Regions from separate parts of the Homo sapiens genome. Here region 2 is linked to region 1. Evidence: chromatin loops called from intact Hi-C (ENCODE). Cell type or tissue: IMR-90. All regions are shown on one strand. Each heading gives the region's core, and the rest is flanking DNA. Links, peaks and the distances in the headings are about the cores only.

Region 1 (4,649 bases), core at 1,040-3,539:
GAACAGCTATTCAAGAAATAACTTAGCTTTTGAAGCCTGAATGACATGGGATTTGATTTCGGTGCAGCTATTTGTGTTACAAAGAGCCCTACGAATCTTCAGACTGTTAACCTGAAAGATGGACATGATAGCTAGCTCAACATTTTTGAGAAGCATCCAACATGATATGTGTGGTGTGACCACTGTAATGCCCAGTGTATAGTACATTTCAATAAAAACTAAACATTTCCTTTATTTCTGATTATTTTCCTATCTTTACTAGCCTCTATTACTTTTCATTCAGCTTCCCTTTCTTCTTTCTTTCTTAATCTCCTCTTTCCCTTTCCTGTGGGAAATACCCTCTCTAACAAAAGATTTATAATAACACCCCCATCATCATTTCCTATCCTTTACTCAGTTTTCAATATTTTCTCCCATCTCTCCCTTTTCCTTTCTCTCTCTCTCTCTCTCCTCTCTCTCTCTTCTCTATGTCCTCTTTCTCTCTCTCTCCCATCCTACTATGTTGAGGCTCTAAGCTGAACAGTAAAACAGTGTGGCAAAAACAACTCTTAGAAAAGTCATTAGCATTTTACCTACCTAGAATTCTATGAAATTGCACTGGAATTTCTCAGTACTCGTGGCCAAGTTCAGCAAAACTTGGTGTCAGGTTTTATTTTTTAATGTAAAATTTATATGAGGAGATAACAGTTGTCCAAGGTAGAAAGCACTAAGTGAAATAATGCAGAAAATGATATAAATCCATCTTAAGGAAGTTTCAAGAAAATTATTCATGTTTGAGAAGATAATCATGAAATCTTTCTCAGAAGAAACAACTTATGTGTAAACATTAGCACCAAGCTGGCTGTAGGAAGAGAGTTCTATGAAGTAAATCAGTTCAATTGGCCATAATTTGGAAGATTTTAAGCTGGCCTTTTAAAATTTATCAATTAATTAATACCTGCTTTTAACTAGAGACAACATGATTCTGAAAAGTGTGGAAAGAGTGAATGTGAATTGTAGTAGACACAATTCAAGTTTGCTCAGACACAAACTGAGCATAGGTTGACCTGCTAGGAAATAAAGCAGCTGAAATAATCAAGGCTAAAAATAAAGAGGATCTGAATTAAGATAGAACAAGCAGAGTTGAAAAGAGTGGTTTTTAGAGACTGTGCAGTATATACACATCATTTCTTATGTTAGTGTCCATGGTGTAGAGAGTTAAGGAAGAATCAAATTAACCCGTATCAGAGCCCAGCCCTGTTCATTTTTGCTTGTATCTATGTAAACCGTGTGTCTACTACAGGGACTGGCTCGTACTTGCTTCTCGAATTCATATTTGATGTATAAGTAATGAAAACTTTTTAAATACAAGCTAAGTTTTTATAAAATAAAACAGGTTTGTTAAGCTATAACTCATATAGATATTCTCTTGCATCACCAAGACTCTAAACAAGACCATGAGAACCTTAGCTATTCATGGAGTCTTTATAAATAATGACAAACTTTTTTTTCTTTCTTTTTTTTAAACCAATTTTGTGTTTAGTTTTAATATGATAAGCAATCTGTAGCCAGGATATTGAAGTGTGCCCTAATATAACAATGTAGATTATCACATCAATTTGAATATTTTGTTAAAAGAGATGCAAGTGTGACCCTACACATTACTTACCCTAATGATTCCAGAATTGATTTAACCACTGCACACAGCCGATTCCTTTGCTTTATATGCTCAAGGATATTTTTGCATGGGGGACATTTCTTTGCTCAATGACACAGGCAGAAATGCCAGGCTGAGCAGCTCATGGCTGCTGTATTGATGCTTTGGTGAAGGAGGAGATCAGCTACCCCGAGATTTGGGCATTGTAAACGTCTTTCATTTTCCTTCCTTTCCCTGGTTTTAATTAGCATTGGTGATTCAGGGCTGACTAAATTTTTCATCCAAGTTTTTCTTTCAAGTCATTGATCAATAACTCGTTAATGAAGCCAGGAGAAGAGAACGAAGCATTCTTAAATGTCCAGTACCACTCCTAAAAGCAAACAAATAAACAAGCCAGGAGCTGCACTGAAGAAATCATTCAGCTAGCTAAACCGTGCAGTGGCTACGAGGAAGAGTAATTGATTTAGTGGGGAGGGTGCTAACATCCCTAAACATTAAATCCAAGACATAATATTTAAAACATTGCTTTAAAGGGTATTAATATTTGCATTATCGTTTTCCATTTAACTTTCATGAAATGTCATATGGTCTTAATAAAATAGTTTTCAAGGTATAGTTCATCTGAAGAGCCATTAATTCAACCTTCTCTAAATAGAGTTCTTTAGAAGACCGTTACATTTTGAATTTCCAAAGGAACAGAGCAGTGTGTGATGCATATCCTCAGTATTCATGCAGAGACTAGAGAAGGTCATTTGCACTTCTGTGCCAGACATTTCAAAAATAAAGCAAAAAAAAAAAAAAAAAAGTGGAAGTCTCCATGCACAGTTCAAGGATCTTTCCACTAGGTGGCAGAAGCGCTCCTTCAGCTCTTCCGCTTCTTCTGGTGTGGGCTGTAATTAGGTCAGTTTAAGTTAAAGTAGGGCTGAGAGATGAAAAAAGTAGATTTTCTCCTCTGGAACACACTGCAGTTTAATTTCACTTCTTTCTACATTGTGCGATGAAGGTGGATTTAACTTTTAAAGGCAAAGAGACAAATCTCTGCCAGGGTAAATGAAAAGACTCAGGGAGGGCAACTGGCACAAAAAAAAACATAAAAGAAAGGAAATGCTTTTTGGCTGTTTCCTAATTTTGATATCCGGGTCATAGTCAGAAATCATTTTCAGAGGTAAAGTGTTATATAGGTTCTGTGAAAAGCGGGGGTGACTTCTGAAGCCTAAGGGGGCCGGCTTGCTGGGTGTCGATGTTAAAAATTTCCCCTACTGGTGACATTAAATAAAATAAAGCCATTTTATCCTCGACGCTTTTCTAATTTTGCCAGCAGCCAGAGAAGCATGCTAATCTGAGAGGAAAACTCCACACCCCAACACAGGTTTCCCTTTCCTGCTGAATAAGGCACTTAGGAAGGAAGTGGTCCTGAAGGTGAAAGTTGAAACCGGTGTTTTACCCAATGCTGCCTGTTAGAGGCCCTGGGGAGGACAGGGACGTCCTGGAATCGGGATGGGCTGAGCGCGCCAGGCAGCCTGGTGAGGAGGTGGAGGAGCTTCCCTATCAGAGAGCGTCAGGAAGTCACTGCGGTCACCTCTGTGAGAAACAGTGGGGAAAAGGGGAGGACAATCGCAGGAAAACCCATCCACTCCTCTGCTGCCGATCATGGCATTCATTGAATGTGCAAAAGCCAGATATTGTTAAAGAAAATAAAGGCAAATAAGATATGAGAACAGACGTGGCATAAATAATGATGTTTCCTGATTCTAAACTCTTTAGAGGTTGAGAGCATCCAGCTAATTTGGAGGTTGTTTCTTTGAATTACAGGTCATGTCACAGGGAATGCCAAACTCAGAGAGAGGAGAGGAGGTTGGCGGCACAATAAAAGCTGTATGGGGGATGGGGGGGAAATGGGGATGGCTAATGGGTACAAAAAATAGAAAGAATGAATACAATCTGATATTTGATAACACCGCAGGGTGACTATAGTCAGCAATAATTTAACTGTAGATTTTTTAAAAACTAAGTGTATAATTGGATTGTTTGTAACACTAAAGATAAATGCTTGAGGTGGTGGATACCCCATTTACCCTGATGTGATTATTACGCATTGCGTGCGTGTGTCAAAATATCTCACTAGCTCTGTAACTACATATATATATATATATATCATCTACGTATCCAAAAAAATTTAAAAAATTTAAATAAATATATGAGGAAATAAGCTAAATACACAAACAGGTGGCTCAGATATACTAAGATTATTCAAATAATTCTTTAATTTTCTGAAAAATGTTTAAGATTGGAGTTGACAGTGCCTTCTGACGCCTCTTCAGCATTGCCCAGTTGCTAATGTCTTTGTGTTACCCCAAAATTTGTTCAAACATATTGAAACTGGAAATCCACCTGGTTAACAATACCTCCTGTTTGTGCAGGCTGTTTTCCATCTGTAGCCACAGATGATATGATTACAGACTTTGTGTGCAATTCGGTGTTCTTATGTTTGCCTACGGAATCATAGACAATCACATTAAAGCTATGTGCAAACATGGCACATGACTCAATTCTCCATTCCTCAAATGATGTTCTGTGTATGTCTCAATATTGAAGAAAGGAATAAAGAGTGATGGAGAGCAGAGTAAGAAGGCAAGGAATAAAGAACATGAATTAAAGACTCTTGAAATCTTATTTCAAGGACACAATCACTGTGTTGTAGCTTCTCATTTCAAATATACTAAGAGATCCAATTGTTGACAGACAGTAGTCAGATATGGTACAACTAGATACTGTACTTCTTGATGAGATTGGAAACAGAAAACACAGTCAATGAATTGTAATTTATAAAGACAGTGGACTGATCCCTGATGTATATCTCAGAAATCAGATAGTTTATCCCGGTTAGGAATTTGGAGACAAATGTTTGAAAACCATTCTGTCAGTTAATCAAAATGTGTTGAAAGAATACAGTGTCACAAACAGAGCAAGCATACCCACACACACATGCATACCCACACACACATGCATACCA
Region 2 (4,649 bases), core at 1,113-3,612, 110 kb after region 1:
AGAAATAAGGGATTGGGGCACAGAGATAAGAGGTCGGGGCATGGAAATAAGGGATGAGGCACAGAGATAAGAGGTCAGGGTGCGGAAATAAGGGATTGGGTGTTCTTTTCTCCTGGAAAAGCAGGACTTGCCACTAAGGGTGAAGGAGAAGGGGTTTGAGGGGTTCTTGCCCCTCACCCAGAAAAGCAGAGAAGGGGTGGAGACATGGAGAGAAGGGATTGGGGTACTTGCACCTCCCCTAGAAAAGTGGAACTTGCTGCTAAGGGTGAAGGACAAAGGCAGGCATCCCCGTGTGGTCTGACACCTCTGAAACCTGGGTAAATAATCAGGCATCCCTGCAATGATTAAACACCAAGGGAAGGCTGCCTTCCCTAGTCCATGACCGGCGCTGGAGTTTTGGGTCCACAGGTAAAACGTGTCTCCTTTGTCTCTACCAGAAAATGAAAGGAATTGAAATTAAGAGAATTGGGAGATTGAAGTGTGGCACCAAGATTGAAAGGAGAAAGAGGTTGAGGGATAGTGACGAAGGTTGGAGAAGAGAGTAAAATGAGGCCACTTACCGGATTTGAAATTGGTGAGATGTTTCTTGGGCTGGTCGGTCTGAGGACCTGAGGTTGTAGGTGGACCTTTCTCACGGAGCAAAGAGCAGGAGGACAGGGGATTGATCTCCCAAGGGAGGTCCCCCGATCTGAGTCACGGCACCAAATTTCATGTGCATCCGTGTGAAGAGACCACCAAACAGGCTTTGTGTGAGCAATAAAGCTTTTAATCACCTGGGTGCAGGCAGGCTGAGTCCGAAAAGATAGTCAGCCAAGGGAGATAGGGGTGGGGCCGTTTTACAGGATTTGGGTAGGTAAAGGAAAAAGGCGGGTTGTTCTCTGGTGGGCAGGAGTGGGGGTCACAAGGTACTCAGTGGGGTAGCCTTTGAGCCAGGATGAGCCAGGAGAAGGAATTTCACAAGACAATGTCATCAGTTAAAGCAGGAACAGGCCATTTTCACTTCTTTTGTGGTGGAATGTCATCAGTTAAGGCAGGAACCGGCCATCTGGATGTGTATGTGCAGGTCACAGGGGATATAATGGCTTAGCTTGGGCTCAGAGGCCTGACAGCCAGGGCTTGGACACCAGACCAAATTGAGAACTAGCTAAAACAGGGCTGCAGTGGAAGAAGCTTTCCATCAGACATGTCCACCAGTGTGCCATGTCAGTTACATGGCAATACCTGGGAATTACCACCTCTTTCCTTGGCAATGACAAATGATCCAAGAGTTACTACCCCTTCCCTAGAAATTTCTGCATAAACCACCCTTTAATCTGGATGTTATTAAAAGTAGGTATAAATGTGACTGCAAAACAGCCCTGAGCTCCTACTCTCTGCCTATGGGGTAGCCCTGCTCTGCAGTAGCAATCATAGAGCTGTACCACTGCCTCTTCAGTAAAGTTGTTTACTTCTACCTGTGGCTTACCCTTGAATTCTTTCCTGGGCAAGGCCAAGAACCCCCTCCTGGGCTAAGCTCCACTTTAGGGCTTGCCAGCCCTGTATCAATTAGTACATTTCTATTAACTAAACAAAAGGCTTTATTTACATTTTACCAGTTTTTAAAAATTCTTTCTCTGGACCAAGATCTAATACAGGATATTACATTATATTTAGTCATTTCTCCTCAACCTCCTTTGGTCTTTGACAGTTGCTTACTTATTTATTGTTACTCATTGCTTTGAAATTTGAAAGAATTCTGGTCTGGTATTCTAAAAAATGTCCCAGTTATAAATGATTTTTATCTGAGCAGTGGTATCATCAGTGCTTTTTTTCTTTCTTGTCCCTTTTTATCGTTTTTCTTGAATCTTAATAATGAACCATAATTAGATCTATTACTTTTCCTATCACAATGTTGGCCAGACATCTTATACCACACATGACAACTTCTTAGCTCATCTTTGTGTCCTGAATGTTCCTGTGGCCTCCAGCTGCACACAGGGACAGATTCACAAAGCCTAAGTTTTTCTTTCTTTCTTAGGGCTCCTGTGCTTTTGTTCCCTGGATGCCTGCCAAGCTTGCTCACATGCACACTCTTACACACCTTTAAAGAACAAGGGATGGGATCTGATGGCTATAAAATCCCCACCTTCCATTTTTCAGACAGAAAATTCTCAGTTGCATTTATGTGATTCATTCTGTTCCATTGAATTCCATTGAATTCCACTGAATTCCATTCCATTGAATTCCATTCCATTCTATTCTCAAGTAGATTCTACACTGTCTTTAGAAGGATCAAGACCCAGTGGCTCAAAGCAGAAATCAGTGTTAAAAAATACTCTTAGGTAGGGCCAGTCAGGGTGACTCATGCCTGTAATCCCAGTACTTTGGGAAACTGACAAAGGAGGTTTGCTTGAAGCCAGCAGTTTGAGACCAGCCTGGGCAACATAACAAGACCTCATCTCTACCAAAAAAATGTATTTTTAAAAAATTTGCTGGGCATGGTGATGTGTGCATGTAGTCCCAGTTAATCAAGAGGCTGAGGTGGGAGGATCAATTACACCCAGGAATTCAAGACTGCAGTGAGTCATGATCCCACAGCTATACTCTAGCCTGGGTGACAGAGCAACACCCTGTCTCTAAGCAAACAAATAAGCAAACAACAACAACAACAACAACTCTTAGAGTGACTTTTCTTCCTTCTATACTTTACTCTTTTCAGTTCCCTGACTCCAGTTCCCTTGGTACAAGCATTTTAAGGTGAGGGGGTGGGGTGAAGTGGCAATCAAATCTCAGACAGAGTAAAACAAAATAATTTTTAAAATGTGTGTAAGTTCATCACATGTTATAAGTAATATCCTTGGCCAGTGCTCATGTTATTTAGATCACTTAGTCTAACATTTATCACATCTTATTTGTAGGCATAGGAGAAAAGATTGAAACAAGGGGAAAAAATCTGATGCCTTTTTAATTTACAGTGGTCTCTTGAACAACATAGGTTTGAATGGCATGAATGCATTCATATGCAGATTTCCTTCCCCCTCTGCCACCCCTGGGACAGCAAAACCAATCCTTCCTCTTCCTCTCCTCCTCAGCCAACTCAAAATGATGACAAAGATGAAGACTTTTGTAATGATCCACTTCCACTTAATAGTAAACATATTTTCTCTTTCATATGATTTTCTTAATAATATGTTCCTTTCTCTAGTTTATTTTATTGTAAGAATACTGTATCTAATACATATCACATAGAAAATATGTGTTAATTGACTGTTTATGTTATTGGTAAGGCTTCCAGTCAATAATAGGCTATTAGTAGTTAACTCTTTGGGTTAGTCAAAAGTTATACATGGACTTTTTGACTATTTGAGTGGTTGGTACCCCTTAAAGACCTACATAGTGAAAGTGAACATAATAGATTTGATCACTGATATTAATTAAGCACAATGAGGTCTTTCAAGCCAATAAAATTAGGTAAAGTAAAATGAAAAGGAAGAAATCTCCATAGATACTTTTATCTAAGTTTTGAGTTCTAAAATTAATTCACAAGGAGATAAAAACTAGAATAAGGAGATAAAAGTTGGTCATTGTTCTCTATTATATTTTATGTTTGTACCATGACACTGTTGGAGGATGTGGAATCATAACAAATTACTCTGTTAAAAACAAATATTCTTGTCTTTTGCAATTAAAAGAGCTTAGCAATGGCACAAACCAGCATGCATATTAGAATTGAGATAAGAATTAAGGTAAATAATAGTGAAGTATTTCTTATGCAAGAGAAAGTAACAAATGAAGGGCAGGATTTTCCTTATTATCACAGACTGTAACATCCAACACTCATTTCTTTACAGGAAAAATATTTCATACTCTGTACAAGGCACTGTGCTAAAAACTGGGCATGTATCAGTGAACAAAACCCACGTAGTCACTGGGACCATGAGACTCCAAGTGGTAGGAAAAGTGTATGCTAAAACACTTACATAAGCAATACTTTTGAGGACTTACATAAGCAATACTTTTGAAATGTGACAGATGAAGGAAAACATTAGGATACAATAAAACAGAACAATCTGAGTGGATATCAATTTAAATTAGGTAATTAGGAAAGACCTCCTTTAAGTAAAAAATTAAGCTGACCCATAAACCATGGTTGACTTTCTCAGTGAAAAGAAAGACAAAGACTTCTGAAAATAAATAAAGGAAAATTTAAGAAGCAAAGAAAAACTATAAAATATGTATGTTTCTGGTAAAGCATACTTACTAGAAATACTGGAAAATATTGACATGTTAAAAATTACTGACAGCCCAGGTGATACATTAATAATAAATTTGATCCAGTCAACAGAATGAGGTGATGAATTTGCAGTGAAAAAATAAAATAGAAAATACCAGAAGAATAACTATGTCTCTTTAAAACATCCAATTATTGTAGAAAAATGAGTTTACACAAAAAAAATAGGAGTTGTTTTGCTTAAGGGAAAAACAAAACTTTATAATAGGATTTACAATCTTAGCTTTCCTACCGTAGAAGCCCTACTACAGTAGAGTAGGTTATTAAATATTGGTAATATTATAAATATAATAATTATTCAGCAAAGTAAATGTAAAATGTAGAAATTAAAGATCCACAATTATTCTTTAGTGTATTTGATTAAGAAATTGAAGCACTG

The links. Peaks named below come from ENCODE experiments on the same cell type or tissue, not always from the same donor. Only the 100,000 strongest peaks of a DNase experiment are listed, where the experiment ranks them.
Region 2: a loop joins it to region 1, with 3 times the contacts of the local background. A loop is called at or near these places in 6 of 110 quality-filtered maps.

The regions. Positions count from the first base shown.
Region 1 is chr6:141,560,845-141,565,493 of GRCh38, reverse strand. No RefSeq gene overlaps it. Among named protein-coding and RNA genes, the nearest start is that of GJE1, 570 kb to the left of the region's middle. In IMR-90, for the core only: a CTCF peak has its summit at 2,485 (motif pointing right); a DNase peak (open chromatin) is centred at 2,503; H3K27ac peaks cover 719 bases.
Region 2 is chr6:141,449,284-141,453,932 of GRCh38, reverse strand. LOC105378029 (a long non-coding RNA gene) reads right to left here. Exons shown (of 3, transcript XR_943077.3): 3 at 2,927-4,649. Among named protein-coding and RNA genes, the nearest start is that of GJE1, 680 kb to the left of the region's middle. In IMR-90, for the core only: no CTCF peak of the experiment used is centred there; DNase peaks (open chromatin) are centred at 1,672, 2,012 and 2,322; H3K27ac peaks cover 1,475 bases.